Linked DNA regions of Homo sapiens: regions 1 and 2 are each linked to region 3. The links are chromatin contacts, found by Hi-C in ENCODE. All regions are on one chromosome and are shown on one strand. The core of a region is the stretch at or near the end of the contact, and the rest is flanking DNA. Distances in the headings are between cores, read along the strand shown. Region 1 holds the start of TPT1-AS1 (TPT1 antisense RNA 1). Region 2 holds the start of LINC01055 (long intergenic non-protein coding RNA 1055). Region 3 holds the start of FNDC3A (fibronectin type III domain containing 3A).

Region 1 (4,850 bases), core at 457-2,956, 3.6 Mb after region 3:
CAAGACCCCCATCTTTTTTTTTCCCTTTCCCCCCTTTTTAGCTTCCTCCCAGTTGCCCAATGTCCTCTGGAGTTTTCCATCCAAGAACTCCAGCTTCTTTTTTTGGGGGTGGGGGAGGACGGGGTTTCACTCTTGTTGCTCAGGCTGGAGTGCAATGGCGCGATCTCGGCTCACTGCAACCTCCGCTTCCCGGGTTCAAGCGATCCTCCTGCCTCAGCCTCCCGAGTAGCCGGGATTACAGGCGCGTGTCGGGATCACACGTGTGAGCCACCACGCCCAGTCCCCCCATCTTCTTAAAGGGGTTAATTTCTTGGCTCTTGCATTTTGACTTTTCCATCATTCCAATTGCCATCCTGTGTCCTGCTCTTTCCCAAGGGTTGCATTCTTACTCTGCTGAATGCTATATTATTGGATTTATGAACAATTGTTAATGTATTATAATTGTCTGATACTTTGATTTACCAGAATGAACACTTCTATAAGTAGGACTGGATCGAACTTGTTCACAATTGGAATCTTGGTGCAAATCCTAGTTCTAAGGGATACAAAGCACAAAATATTTGCGAAATAGAACAAGCTTTCAGACTTCATACTGGCATGTATCTTTGCCTTATGCCAAAGATGTGACGATGTGACTAAATACGGAAGTTTTGTTTTGCTATTGAGCCAAGGTCTTGCTCTGTCATTCAGGCTGGAGCGCAGTGGTGCAATCATAGCTCAGTGTAACCTCCAACTCCCGGGCTCAAGCGATCCTCCCAGCTCAGCCTCCCTAATAGCTGGGATTACAGGCAGGCACCACCGCACCCAATTAATTTTTAATTTGTGTGTGTGTGTGTGTGTGTAGAGACAGGGTTTCAGTAGTTGCCTCCCAAAGTTCTGGGATTACAGGCATGAGCTACCATGCAGGACCTGTTTTGTTTTAATACTTAGTAATTGGGTGTAAAGTCCTTCAAAAAACAGGTGGGGCAGGTGGGAAACTCCCTTTGTGTGACCCTCTAGCACCAGGGATAAAATTTCAACTTCATCTTAAAGCGACAACATACTTTTCCAAGACCAAGTGCGAAATAGTAAAGGGAAGAGCTAGCTCCGTAGCCGTCCGCCACAGAATGCCACAAGCTTTCAATTATGGGACAAAATTGGAACACATGGAAACCCTGTGCAGACTCCCGTGACATCTTCCCTCCTCTCCAAGTCCCTTCCCACAGACCTTGCGCCCCACACGATTATTCCCCAGGGGCCGAGCAGGACGACTTGGGTCCCACTATCCGGACTCAGCGGTGCCCCCACAAAAGCGTCCCAAAAACTCCAGCTGGGGCAGCCCTGGGGCAGATGCTGAAAAGTTGTCAGAGGCCCTCGGGCAGTCCCGAGATCTACCCCAGGCCAGAGGGCCTGACCCTCCCTAAATGCGACGTTCTCCTACCTTGGTTGATACTCACGTTCCCAGAAAAGGGTGGAACCTAGGCTGGACGAGGCGCAGGGCCAAAGTTTAATTCCTCTAAGCTCCACCCAGCTCCCAGCACCTCTCCAGGCGGCCCCGTGGGGTAGGGCGGAGCCGGGTCCAACGTACTCCGCTTCCCCCGCTCCACCCACCCAGGGCTAGGGAGCGCCCCGAGAGTTGGCCTCCTCCCACGCTGCGCGCGCACCTCCCCGCCCCCACCCCTACCCGCTGGCGTGCCCAGTGGAACGGAGCCTTGTGTCTCCGCCTCAAGTCCCCGGATGCTCACCTCCCCGACTCGCCCCCGCTGTGGCCCCGCCCCCGCGCGGCTCTTCGTGCCACGTCACCGCCTGCGTCGCTTCCGGAGGCGCAGCGGGCGATGACGTAGAGGGACGTGCCCTCTATATGAGGTTGGGGAGCGGCTGAGTCGGCCTTTTCCGCCCGCTCCCCCCTCCCCCCGAGCGCCGCTCCGGCTGCACCGCGCTCGCTCCGAGTTTCAGGCTCGTGCTAAGCTAGCGCCGTCGTCGTCTCCCTTCAGTCGCCATCATGATTATCTACCGGGACCTCATCAGCCGTGAGTCCTCACTGCACTATCCTTACTGCCGCACACGGGGGTCTGGGGTGCGGGTGGGGGCGGGGAAGGCGCAGCCGTCGCGGGCCTAGGGGACGCCGGCGGTCTTAGCCGAGCGCGGAGGGGTCGGTGCCCGGGGCTCGCGCCCAGCTCTGGTGTGCTACGGAGGGGCAGATCCCGCGTGCGGCCGCCGGCGCGGGAAATGCGGGAAATGGCGGCGCCAGGCGCACGGTGATGGGCGGCTCTGTGTATCCGGCAGACGATGAGATGTTCTCCGACATCTACAAGATCCGGGAGATCGCGGACGGGTTGTGCCTGGAGGTGGAGGGGAAGGTGAGTCGGTCGGGCCTGCGCGTGGGGGAGTCCGGGCCGAGCGGGCTCGGGTTTCCTCCGCTCCCCCGCCTGAGGTTGTGCAATCCTCCCCGCCGCCTCCTGGCGGAGGAGACGCTCTTTCCGGGCTTGGGTTTTTCTAGAAAACTGGAGGCGGAGCTGATCCTGGAAATAGGCCCGCCGCCTCGGCGCCCATCCTCCTCCCGGGGTTGTCCGGGACATGATGCTTCCGGCTTAGGAGCCTGGAGTCCTTTCGTGTTTGTCCTGTCCCCACTTACCAACCGGAGGCATCACATGCCCGCAACTGGAAACAACTTTTTAATGACCCCATTTTTTGTTCCGGCCAACAGACAACTCTTTTAAGTTAGGTCGTTTTGAGAAATCCACGGGTCACAACTTTATTCCCAAAATGGTGCTTTTTTTATTTTCAGCAAGAACTAAGAATACTTCTTATCCGTGAACTATTGGCGTGGAAGGTGCTTTGGATGCGTTTGTGTCTTTTGCAATTATACTGCTTTTTCTTAATGCAGATGGTCAGTAGGACAGAAGGTAACATTGATGACTCGCTCATTGGTGGAAATGCCTCCGCTGAAGGCCCCGAGGGCGAAGGTACCGAAAGCACAGTAATCACTGGTGTCGATATTGTCATGAACCATCACCTGCAGGAAACAAGTTTCACAAAAGAAGCCTACAAGAAGTACATCAAAGATTACATGAAATCGTAAGTGATACTGGCAGTACCTAGCTGATGTCTAGAATCTTACAGGATTTAAAGATTGGCTAACTTTTGAGGTTCTTTCGCAGTGGGTATACTTTTGTGAAAGTCCTTGCTTTTTTATTAATGAGTTCACGGAAAAGAGTGGTTGCTTTTCTATAATATGAGCATACTGAAGCCTGCAGTCTGTTTCCGTTTAGAATTAGAATAGTATTTTGAAAATAGTCAACAAGAAATGTAAACATTCTTGAAAGATACCTTCTGTGAACTAGTAATTTCTTAACAGCTGGTTGCCTTTTTCAGTGTTTTCTTTTTTTAAGCTTGGATATTTTTTACTTTAAAAATTGATTTTACTGAAAATTCAATACTTCAACCTGTTAATGAAATGTTGTTTTAGAATCAAAGGGAAACTTGAAGAACAGAGACCAGAAAGAGTAAAACCTTTTATGACAGGGGCTGCAGAACAAATCAAGCACATCCTTGCTAATTTCAAAAACTACCAGGTAAATACCTTAAGTATCTGGATCAAAGGATTGTACAATTTTAACTGCAAGAGCAAAAATTAAGTTGATTAATCTTCAATTCTATACTAGTATTCCAGGTGTAGAAAGTGGCTTTCCCAGCTCGCAGGTGTTTCCAAATCTTGTCTTCTGATTGAAAATTTGCTTCCCAGATGACATTTCTCAGTTTTTCTTTTTGTGAATTGCTTAACCACCTAAGTGTTCTTTCAGTTTTTTGCTTACAATTTTAATGTGTCTCATTGCTACTGGTCCTCCTTCTAATGTATCTGAGCTTGTTAATTCTACTTTTGGAAAATGTCAGTGGCTTTCCCTTTCCTCTAATTTTCCAGCTTCATGCATCCCCTGGCCATAAGATACTTCCAGACTGTATGATATATTCTATCACTGTCAGCCTTATGTTCCCTGTGGTTGACTATATAAGCACGCTTTAGGGTTTGGGATTGTATTTAGGATTGAGAGTAAAGGTTTCCTGAAAGCCTAGTGTTCCTGGATTGCTCTGTACGTTATTTTTCTATTTAGGTCACTATTAAGGTGCCTTAATCCAGTGAACAGATGTCTATGATAAGTGAGCATCAGAGCTTTTGGGTACTGAAGTTTTGATTTTTGTGGTGGTCTAAACCTTCCCTTGTACTGTAGTTTGTTTTGAATGGCATGTATTTGTATGTAATAGTCTAATTCTAGGTATTTTGTTTGCTTCCCAAGTTCTTTATTGGTGAAAACATGAATCCAGATGGCATGGTTGCTCTATTGGACTACCGTGAGGATGGTGTGACCCCATATATGATTTTCTTTAAGGATGGTTTAGAAATGGAAAAATGTGTAAGTACAAGGAAGTGGGTTAAAATAAATAATGTAAAAAAGACATTTTAGATGTGATTTGCAATTGTTTTGTGACACTGAGAATGAGTTTTACAGCGTTCTGAAACATGGTTTTAGTTTTCTCTTTGGGGATCAAGAGAATTGTGTTTCATATGTAAAAAATTCTTAGGGTATAAAAAGGCTTAGAATCTTATTTGTGGAAAACGTTGAGTGCAGATGGGGCATAATAAAGTACAGTTTAGGCTGGGTGTGGTGGCTCACACCTGTAATTTCAGCACTTGGGACGCCGAGGTGGGTGCATCACCTGAGGTTGGGAGTTCGAGACCAGCCTGGCCAACATGGCGAAACCCTATCTCTGCTAAAAATACAAAAATTAGCCAGGCATGGCAGCGGGCACCTGTAATCCCAGCTAATCGAGAGCCTGAGGCAGGAAAATCACTTAAACCTGGGAGGGGGGTT
Region 2 (4,227 bases), core at 1-2,500, 3.3 Mb after region 3:
GAAGTTGGTCACCAAAACACTCAGAACATTCCAGAGGTGACATCACAAAACAATATGGTGTTTTTCAGGGCTCATGGTTTCTCTCTGAGCATCACAGGTGGGAATGAGGCATCTGACAGGCAGGAAGAGCTTGTGGGTGCTGTGACTACTTGGCTGGTCAGGGTCAGTGTGACACACACAATAGCCCAAACATTAGCCCCCTGTTGGGTCATTCCAGCTGCCATTCGTATTCTCACTGCCAGGCTAAGTTGAGATCCCTATTCTCTCTCCAGAAGTGGCATCTTCTTGGAGTTGGGTCACTCAAGAAGAAAGAAACACAAACTGAACTCTTCCCATACCAAGGGAGAAAGTGTAGTCTGAGGTGTTTTCTGACACTACTCAATTCCTTAATTCTCTGACACCAACTGTGTGCCCTACAATTCAATTTCATCCTGATGCTATCTACCAGAGTTAGTGTTACAGAGCTGAAGCGGCTCACTACCCAATGCAATAGAAGCCAATACTAAAACACTAAGTTCTTTAAAAAAGAAAAACTTGTATATTGAAAGTCAACTCCCAAGGAGACAAGAGTCAAGCTCAAATCTGTCTCTCTGTGCTGACATTAAGGTAGTATTTTTATTAGAAAAGATTCAGGGGGTGGATTCTGAGATTAGTAGGTGATTGGTGGATGGAAATGGGAGGTCTGGAAAGTCCCAAAGAGTAAGAAACCAGTTACTTAATTTTTGAGTTTCAAGATAGCAGATAAGAAAAGAAACTTAAGCCGCTGAAACTCCCTCCACTTGTGAGATCAAGAAAAACCTGGCTGAAACTGGTTGGAACCAAGATGGCTAACTGGAGCTTGCACAGAATAAGCTTGCTGATGTCATAGCCTGAATTTCCACCACGTTTCATACTAACTCTCCCTGAATTTGCCATGCAACTCAGGAGTTAACATGAAGAAATAACTATGCATGCCCAAGGACTTTCCAGACCTCCCTTTTCCTTGCACAAATCACCTACTAATCTCAGAATCCACCCCCTGAACCTTTTCTAATAAAAGTACTGCCTTAATGCCAGCAGAAAGAGACAAATTTGAGCTTGACTCCTGTCTCCTTCAGAGGTGACTTTTAATATAAAGCTTTTCTTTTTTTCAAAAATTTGGTGTCAGTGTTGGCTTCTAGCACATTGGGCAGTGAGCCCCTTTTGCTTGTTAACAAACTAGAACCCCAGGTGAGACGAACAGCCTGTCCAAGGTACTGTTGCCCCTAGTGGTGTGCAGGCCCCCTGCACTGATCCTGAGTGGCCACCTAGACCAGGGTGTCCAGAGGCTCGACTATAGGGTTCCTTCTTCTCCACCATGGCACTTCAGGCTCCCTTGGCACTTCTCTTTTGGGAAAATAAATTGCTTCTGGATTAGACATCTTTCTGGTGAGTACCTTGTTAATATGCCCCTGTACTTTTAATTGTCTTTGAACTCATCATAACGACTGTGGGTTCAAGTCCCACCCTGTGGTTTAGGATTATGGATGAGAGTCCCAACCTTGTCTAGGATTGTGGATTTGAGTCCTACCCAAGGGGGATTCTGGTCAGTTCAGAGTCCCAAATCTGGTGTATGTTTAAGTCCCAAAGAATTAAGGCAATACTAAAAAGCTACAGCCACTAAGATAATCTAGTCTGGTTCTGATTTTTGTTGGTCTGTCTGTATTTTTGGTCTGTGTAGCAATATTTGGCTTAACAGAGGTCAAAGACTGTGATGGCTACAGCAGAAGCCTTATGAGATCTCCAGACTCCTGCACACTCAATTAGAACAAAGCAACTCCATAAACTAGAAAACCTGAAGAAAAATGGCACATGTAAAACATTTTCAGTCAATCCCTCTTTCTTCTTCTGTCCTTAAAGAGTTACCATGTAGTCTTCTAAGTTCTTTGCCTATTTTTCCTTCCTGACTACTCTGAATCTGCTGACTTTTCTGCTGGTGTTGAAATAAAACTTACTGTTCATGGTATTACTAGTTTCAGGTTACTGGCTAAAGAAAAAAAAGGAAAGAGGTCTTTTAAAATCAAAGTGCCCTGGAAACTGCTTTGCTCATCAGGGCAAATAAAATTTAGCCATGTGAACAGATTCCAGTTTTATCAGGAAAATAAGTTTGATCCAACTGTCTTGTTTATGCATATACATGCATTATGTTATATGTTGTGTCTATATGGTACCAAATTAGCTTATAAATAAAAGAGTACTGATAAATTAAATAAATAAGTCCAAATGCTTTCAAGTTCATTTGACTTTAATAATCTTTGGAAAATTAAAAAAAAATTATTGATAAAATAAAAATAGATATGTCTTCAGGATTGTCAGCATGTATTTTTGCCTGTGTTTACTGGTCAGCTGATATGTGCATCTGATAGTTATTTTAAGATGTCCAGGTTTGGCAAAAAGTTATGAAATTACAAACCCGGCCAAAACAGAATAATCTTTGTTTATGTGATTCTTTTGATAAATAAGACTAATTTAATATTGTTGGTTTAATGAAAACAATGAAATCCTCTGATTTATCAGCAAAATATCTGTGTATTTCACTTTAAAGTTCTTGCTTAGGTGAACACCTGATATTCACAAGCTGTAAAATGGTTAACAAGGAAATAACTTAAAATGGTGACTAGCTTTGTCTAATATCTCTATTCTCATAACTAATCTAGATAAACTGTTAAAAACAAATAAATTAGATAAATGTAAATGGGACAAATGTGTGTAAATGAAATTCTTATGTTTTTCAAAATCTTAAAGTTATGATACTTACTATCATACTTTACTTACTGAGCAGCTGGGTCACTTCCAATTAAGAAATGTATAAGGAAATGTTTCTAAAGATTAAAACATGGTTTTAAAATACATGAAATACTTATAATATTTTATCTTAAAATACTGATATATTGCAGACAATTCAAGATTTCTTACTTCCTAGGTTCTTCCCTAAAATCCCTAAAATAAGGATTACTAAGAGTTAATATTGTAACTTATATAAGTAATTGAAACTACTAGATACAAGAGAAACAATTCTATTTGCAGAATGTATACGAAAAATAGGATGTGTTTTTGGTAAACACACAAGAAGACAGGAATATGGTTTTCGTTTAAGGGCAAGTAATTTTGCCTAGTTTAGAGGTTCTAAAGGATTGTTTTAAATTGAAGGAATTAAAAAAGTGTAGATAAAACTAAATAAATATAGAAAGTTGAGAAAGAATGAAAATAAAACAAATTGTAAGAGGTTATAAAAGGTTTATGGAAATCTTACCTTGCAGTCAAAACAAATTGAGATTGAATAGATTTGTTTATAAGGTCTTATTAAAATTAGCTGTAATATTAAAAATGCGCTAATACAAAACTAAAAATTTTGGTTAAAGCAACAAAATTTTTTGAAGTATTGATTTGCTCTCAATGATATTGCAAGAAATATTGAGTTTAAATTCTAAAATTAAAACGTCAGATTTATATCTCAGAAGTTCAACTTTTCCTGCACCTTGTTACATATAAGTTGCAGATCACATTCATTATCTTCTGTTTTTTCCCCCTTGAAAAAAAAATATCTTTTTGCTTGGCTGGAATGATAACTGTCCTCTTCAACTTGTTCATCAACTCTTACAACTTTTTACCCCAGTCCTAATGCTGTTCTTATGGCATAATGCTAAAATATTTATCTTAAAAGTTTAGAAAAGCAATGTTTTCCTCAAATGTAATATAATTTTATACTCTTGGCCTTATGATATGTCTGAATTATTTCATATAACCAGGAAACCTCCCATGTAACTTTCTGTATTACTTTTGAGGTCTTTTGACTGTCATGCTAGTTAAATGAATAACTGTTATTTTTAAATGACCTGTAGCTCTGTTTTGATCAAATGTTTTGAATTTTTAACGTCTTTGGTAGGATTTATTTGGTAAAACTCTATGGGAGACACTATCAAATGCTAAATAATACTAGATCTTCTTTTGGTTATGTTTATGGGTATGCTATTGATATAAATGTTCTAAGAATTACATAAATTTATAAAAATCTCATATGCTATCAGTCATAATTTTGATATGTTAAATCTTTTTAAAAGTTATATTTGTACAGATATATAATTAATACAAATATTCTTAAGATTACATTATTATAAAAATCAGATGGTCTTGATGTGATGCTGTCAGTCATGGTTCTGGTTGTTATCTTAAAATGCTATATATAATAGAAATAACTTAATTTTCTTG
Region 3 (4,410 bases), core at 1,330-3,829:
TGTATTTTAAAAATACTGGCAGATTATAAAATACACAAGCCTTGGATGTCATGAACATCTTAAAAAATGCAAATGTTTTAAAACAGCGCAAATATTACTAAAAATTGATAAAGTATAAATTAAATGCTCTTTGCCTAAAACTACAAAAGACAATGAGAATATGAATCATGCATTCCCTCTTTTTTTCGGGGGGTTAAGGATGTCTCAGCCCTTAGCTATGTCTGGCTGGTCAGGGAAGAGGGAGAAATTTTTAAATTAGTAATAAAATATGCTTACTATTATATTGTAGAAATGTGACTAGTAAAGAGTAATCATTACATGTGTGTTAAAATAAATCAGGTCTCAATTACTCACACAGATAGAGGAAGTGAAGACACAGACGTCACCAAAAGAAGATAATCCTAGAATGTTTTTTTTAATGCTTATTATTAATTTGGGATAAATTAATTACCCTTATAACTATGCTTGACAGTGTTAACCAGGATTTTATTTTTCCGGAGCATTCAATGATTTGGAGGATTCAGACAAAAGGGAAAAAGAGGGAGTTAATTCAGAAGCATACAGGTGGCTAACGGTAGCCAGCCTGGGATAAAAAATTTTCCAGTTAACCTACACATAGAAAACTAACAGATGATCTATGAAATGAAACAAGACAATATAGTAAAATTTAATGTAGTAGTGCTAAAAAATTTAAATATAAGATTTAATATTAAAATTTTAACAAGATGTTTCTCCTGTCATCATCCCTTCTTCCCACTAACTGGTGTGATTAGAAAGCAAGATTAGTAGGCTACAAAGCTAAAAGCAACATTTCAGGTTATATTTCATAAAAGATGTGGTAAAAATCCTTCATCACTGTTTTCTGTTGGGCCACCATCTGTCTCAGTGAGTACTTCATCTCATTACTTAAGAAAAATTAATTCAACCAAGAAAATATCCAAAAGACAGGGGATTCAACTCACTTGAACATTTGTGGGTGACACAAGATGACAAGAGTTAGTAAATACGCAAAAACTAAATATTTATCCAAACATAAGATCAGAACCACAAAACTCAATTCGTTTCTGCCTAACATATGGCTCAAACTCCTGAGTGGCGTATGTTTAGTACTGGAGCTGGTAACAGCATGGTGATAAAATATTATAGTAAGAGTTCAACTGTTATTTCATTCCTACAATACAGAAGCATACACACTTTGGTTTCAAGAACTAAAAAACACAGACCACAGTAAGAAGCAAAATAATTACGTTGTTCGGTTTTAAAAACCCATAGTGAACACATAATGATTATACCGCAAAAAGAAAAAAAAAATCTCATCAGCCTGCGACTCTTATTTAATAGATGGTCAGACACAAAGGTGTCCAAAGGAACTTACGTAAAATCTCACAAAAGAAAATCTCGAATTCACAATCTCTAGCACCCCCAGCAAATCATCGCATTCCACCCTCTAAAATATCCCAAGGCTTGTAACGCTAACAGTTGAATAAAAGAACAATTAACGACCACATCCATTAAAACAGTCCCTCTTCTGCTCGCAATCTGACAGCGAAATTATCTGTTCATTTTCCTTTACCTAACACATGACGTCGTTTCCAAAGCCGTGTCAAAAGTTCGAAGATCCAGGTTGTTAAAACCGGGCGAGGACTGCAGCCTCGAGTCCACCTCCCGACTGAACAGGTGGTTAACTCGCCCGGGGAGAGGAACTGCCAGGTACTGGAAGCAGCCACGCAGGATCAAACAGAGGGCGGGTTTTCGAGGTTTTAACCCCAAGATGAGCGGGGAAAACTCTCTTCAGAAAAGCGTTCAAGTTCGGCGGCTGCCGGGCGGCCAAAGCCGAAGGCGCCGCGGGTGCTGGGCGATCCTCTCAGGAGGATTCCGCCCCAGCCCCCGCCCCCGCCCCCGCCCCCGAGCCCTCCGGAGCTACGCGGCTCGCCGCGGGGAGGAGGCGGGGGACAGAGAGAAGGGCCGCCCGCGCACCAGCGCCACCTCCCTCGGGCTAGATGCCGCCTCCTCTTGGGCTGGATGGCGCCCCCGGCCGCGCCCCCGCAAGCGTGTCCTGGCTAGGCTCGGCCCCGGCAGGTGCCCGACTAGTAGACCGGTCCTGTCCCCGGCCCCACTGCCCCTCTGCACCTCTGCCCACAGCGCGCCCACAGAAGGGGGTGGTCCGCGCCCCTCGACGGGGCCGAGCCCTGGAGAGTGCCCCGGCCCTCAGTCCCAGCCTAACGGTTTCCGCGGCGCCTCCTCCGGGGCGGGACGGGGTTGGGACGGCTCGGTGTCCCCCGCCTTTCGCGGAGGGAGTGCCCGCGCTCTCACCTCCGAGTCACGCCGTTCTGAGGCAGAAGGCGGCTCCTCTGGCGCCTCTTCTTAGGGTTCCTGATCGTTGTCTCTCTACCTCAGCTGCAGAGTCAGCTCTCAGGGCCGCCGCGGCCGCCGGCGCGCTGACTGTTGGGGTTGTTTCCTGGCAGTGACGCCGCCGCCTCAGCCCCGCTCTTCGCTCCCTCTCCGCGTAGCTCCCGCTTTCTGTTTCACCCGAGGGACCACGAACGCCGCCGCCGCCATGCTTACTACGGAGCCGGGAGGAGGAGCCCGAAGTCGGCGCGCCGAGTGCGGCTGCGCGGGCCCCGCCGACGGAGCCCGCGGCCGGGACCCCGAACCCCCGCCTCGAGCCCGCCGCGCCGGGGCTCTCTCACCGGAACGCGAGTCCCCGCGGGGCCACCGGCGCGTGGCGGCTGAGCGGCCGCGTTTGGCTCCCGGAGCGCCCACACCCTCTCGGGCTTCCGGCTTTCTCCCGAGGCCCGGCTGCGCCTGGCTTGTGGTAGCATCCGCTGTGGCCAGGCTCGGAGCTACACTCAGGAAAAGTGGAGTTAATGGAGGTTCCTAGAGACACTCACACAATTCTCAATCCACATTTCAAAAGGCTCCCCTGAGACGCACCCTGTCGGCCCCTTTCCGAAAGCACGCGAACTTAAGGCTGGCAGGTGCTTTAAAAGACACTCCTCCCAAGGACTAGGAAGCCTCTGAAATGGGCTTGGAAGTTTCTAATCCCAAAGACTTCGAACCCAGGATCTGGATAGCAAGCAAAAATATTTAGATATTTACTCAGTTGAAAACGTGGGGGGTGGCTTCGTGGTCTCTTCGCCAGCCAAATCGCGTGGAAAACCACGACCTCAATTTTTACAACAGCACGAAGACTTACAAGTGAGCGTAGCAGCGACTTCCTGGAACCTCAAACAATGTGGGACGCTGCAATAATGCCTGAGGGCTTTTGACTTACAGTTGCCGCCGGAGACCTGGGGAGGGGGTAGTACTTGGGCCGGTGAGTCCAGCCTCAGGAACTGTCCTTTCAAAAATGGTGATGGATGTAACAAGTTGCATGTCTGGGCTTTATTTCAGTGTATTAATTGTGCGATCTTTTAAAATAGCTGTATTTTTAAAACTGTTTTACAGAAATCTCTTTAAAATGTGATTATTCTCTATATTCTTAAAGAATACAATGGCTAATTAAATCCTTTGTTGATAACTGACTCTCAAACCGATATCTTGGCCATACGTTTAAGTCCCAGAGGATTGCTGCGGTGTATAGAATCCCTACTTTGGTGCTCTCTTTTTTTCCCTCTTTGGAATGTTCTCATCACCTCTTCTAAAATCCTTCACTGCTTTTCATCTCCTCATCTGCCTCTATCCACTCTGATCCTTCCTCTTATTCTTTCTGCTTTACTGTTTATTTTTCATTCTTCTCTCCTTTCTCGGCTGGTTTTCTCTGCGGCTCCAGGTGAAGATTGATGGGATGTTTATGTCCACAGCCAGCTAATGAGAGGTTTCTTTTCTTCTGGTTGTAAATAGGGCAGTGGTATCTTGAGATATTTTCATTGCTCTTCACTATCAGAAGTTCTTTCCCTGTGAGAGATGTTTCCTTTTCTTAACTTTTGGATTTGGCCCTCTTCGAGACAGCTGGCAAGTTGATCTTGGAATAATTGAAGTATAACTGTATATTGTTTCAAAGTATGAGGATTTTATCAGAGTGTGGGCGAATGGGGTGGCTTCCCCATCTTACTGCCCAACTATGCTTGGTCTGAGACTAAGATAGTGGTTTCCAAACTTACCGCTAAGCTAATACTTTCCTACTCTGCTTCCTACTCAGGAGCTTTTTGAAAATACAGAATCCTGCAATCTACCCCCTCAAGATTCTGATTCCTTTGTCCAGGGAGAGGCCAAGACATGGCACTTTTAAAAACTATATTTAAAAAAATATGTTTGGGACATGCCTACATGTAAAGGCAGAGTAAAGAAGATCAGCTGTTTTTGAAGGAGATTAACACATAATTTAAGAATGTTATTGAAGACCTAGAGATTGTAGTCAATAATATGCAATGCAGTAAGGTGAAGTAAAGTGAAGACCAAGGAATTTAT

The links. Hi-C counts contacts between places; a loop is a spot of excess contacts on that map. Pooled maps may share reads with other maps.
Region 1: a map of B cell shows a loop between it and region 3 (10-fold over the local background). The contact joins the promoter of TPT1-AS1 here to the promoter of FNDC3A in region 3. A Hi-C loop is called at or near these places in 2 of 168 maps with a recorded cell type or tissue (B cell and naive thymus-derived CD4-positive, alpha-beta T cell), 1 of 37 single-sample maps with no recorded cell type and 5 of 50 pooled maps.
Region 2: a pooled map shows a loop between it and region 3 (17-fold over the local background). The contact joins the promoter of LINC01055 here to the promoter of FNDC3A in region 3. A Hi-C loop is called at or near these places in 2 of 37 single-sample maps with no recorded cell type and 5 of 50 pooled maps.

What each region holds. Positions count from the first base shown.
Region 1 is chr13:45,338,201-45,343,050 of GRCh38, reverse strand. TPT1-AS1 (TPT1 antisense RNA 1) reads right to left here and starts at 1,706. Exons shown (of 11, transcript NR_024458.1): 1 at 1,664-1,706. TPT1 (tumor protein, translationally-controlled 1) reads left to right here and starts at 1,868. Exons shown (of 6, transcript NM_003295.4): 1 at 1,868-2,009; 2 at 2,266-2,339; 3 at 2,867-3,057; 4 at 3,449-3,554; 5 at 4,275-4,391. The coding sequence starts at 1,982. It overlaps LOC124903169 (a long non-coding RNA gene), which reads right to left and starts at 1,617. Exons shown (of 2, transcript XR_007063781.1): 1 at 1,421-1,617. RefSeq lists enhancers at 1-429, 2,009-2,798 and silencers at 1,492-1,691, 1,852-1,961, 2,042-2,111.
Region 2 is chr13:45,698,207-45,702,433 of GRCh38, reverse strand. LINC01055 (long intergenic non-protein coding RNA 1055) reads left to right here and starts at 1,250. Exons shown (of 4, transcript NR_125786.1): 1 at 1,250-1,407. It overlaps CBY2 (chibby family member 2), which reads right to left and starts at 114. Exons shown (of 3, transcript NM_152719.3): 1 at 1-114. The coding sequence starts at 43. RefSeq lists enhancers at 602-901, 1,352-1,431.
Region 3 is chr13:48,974,081-48,978,490 of GRCh38, reverse strand. It overlaps FNDC3A (fibronectin type III domain containing 3A), which reads right to left and starts at 2,579. Exons shown (of 26, transcript NM_001079673.2): 1 at 2,314-2,579. RefSeq lists enhancers at 1,545-1,644, 1,805-2,424, 2,315-2,614, 2,425-3,044, 3,315-3,374 and silencers at 1,785-2,264, 2,595-2,864.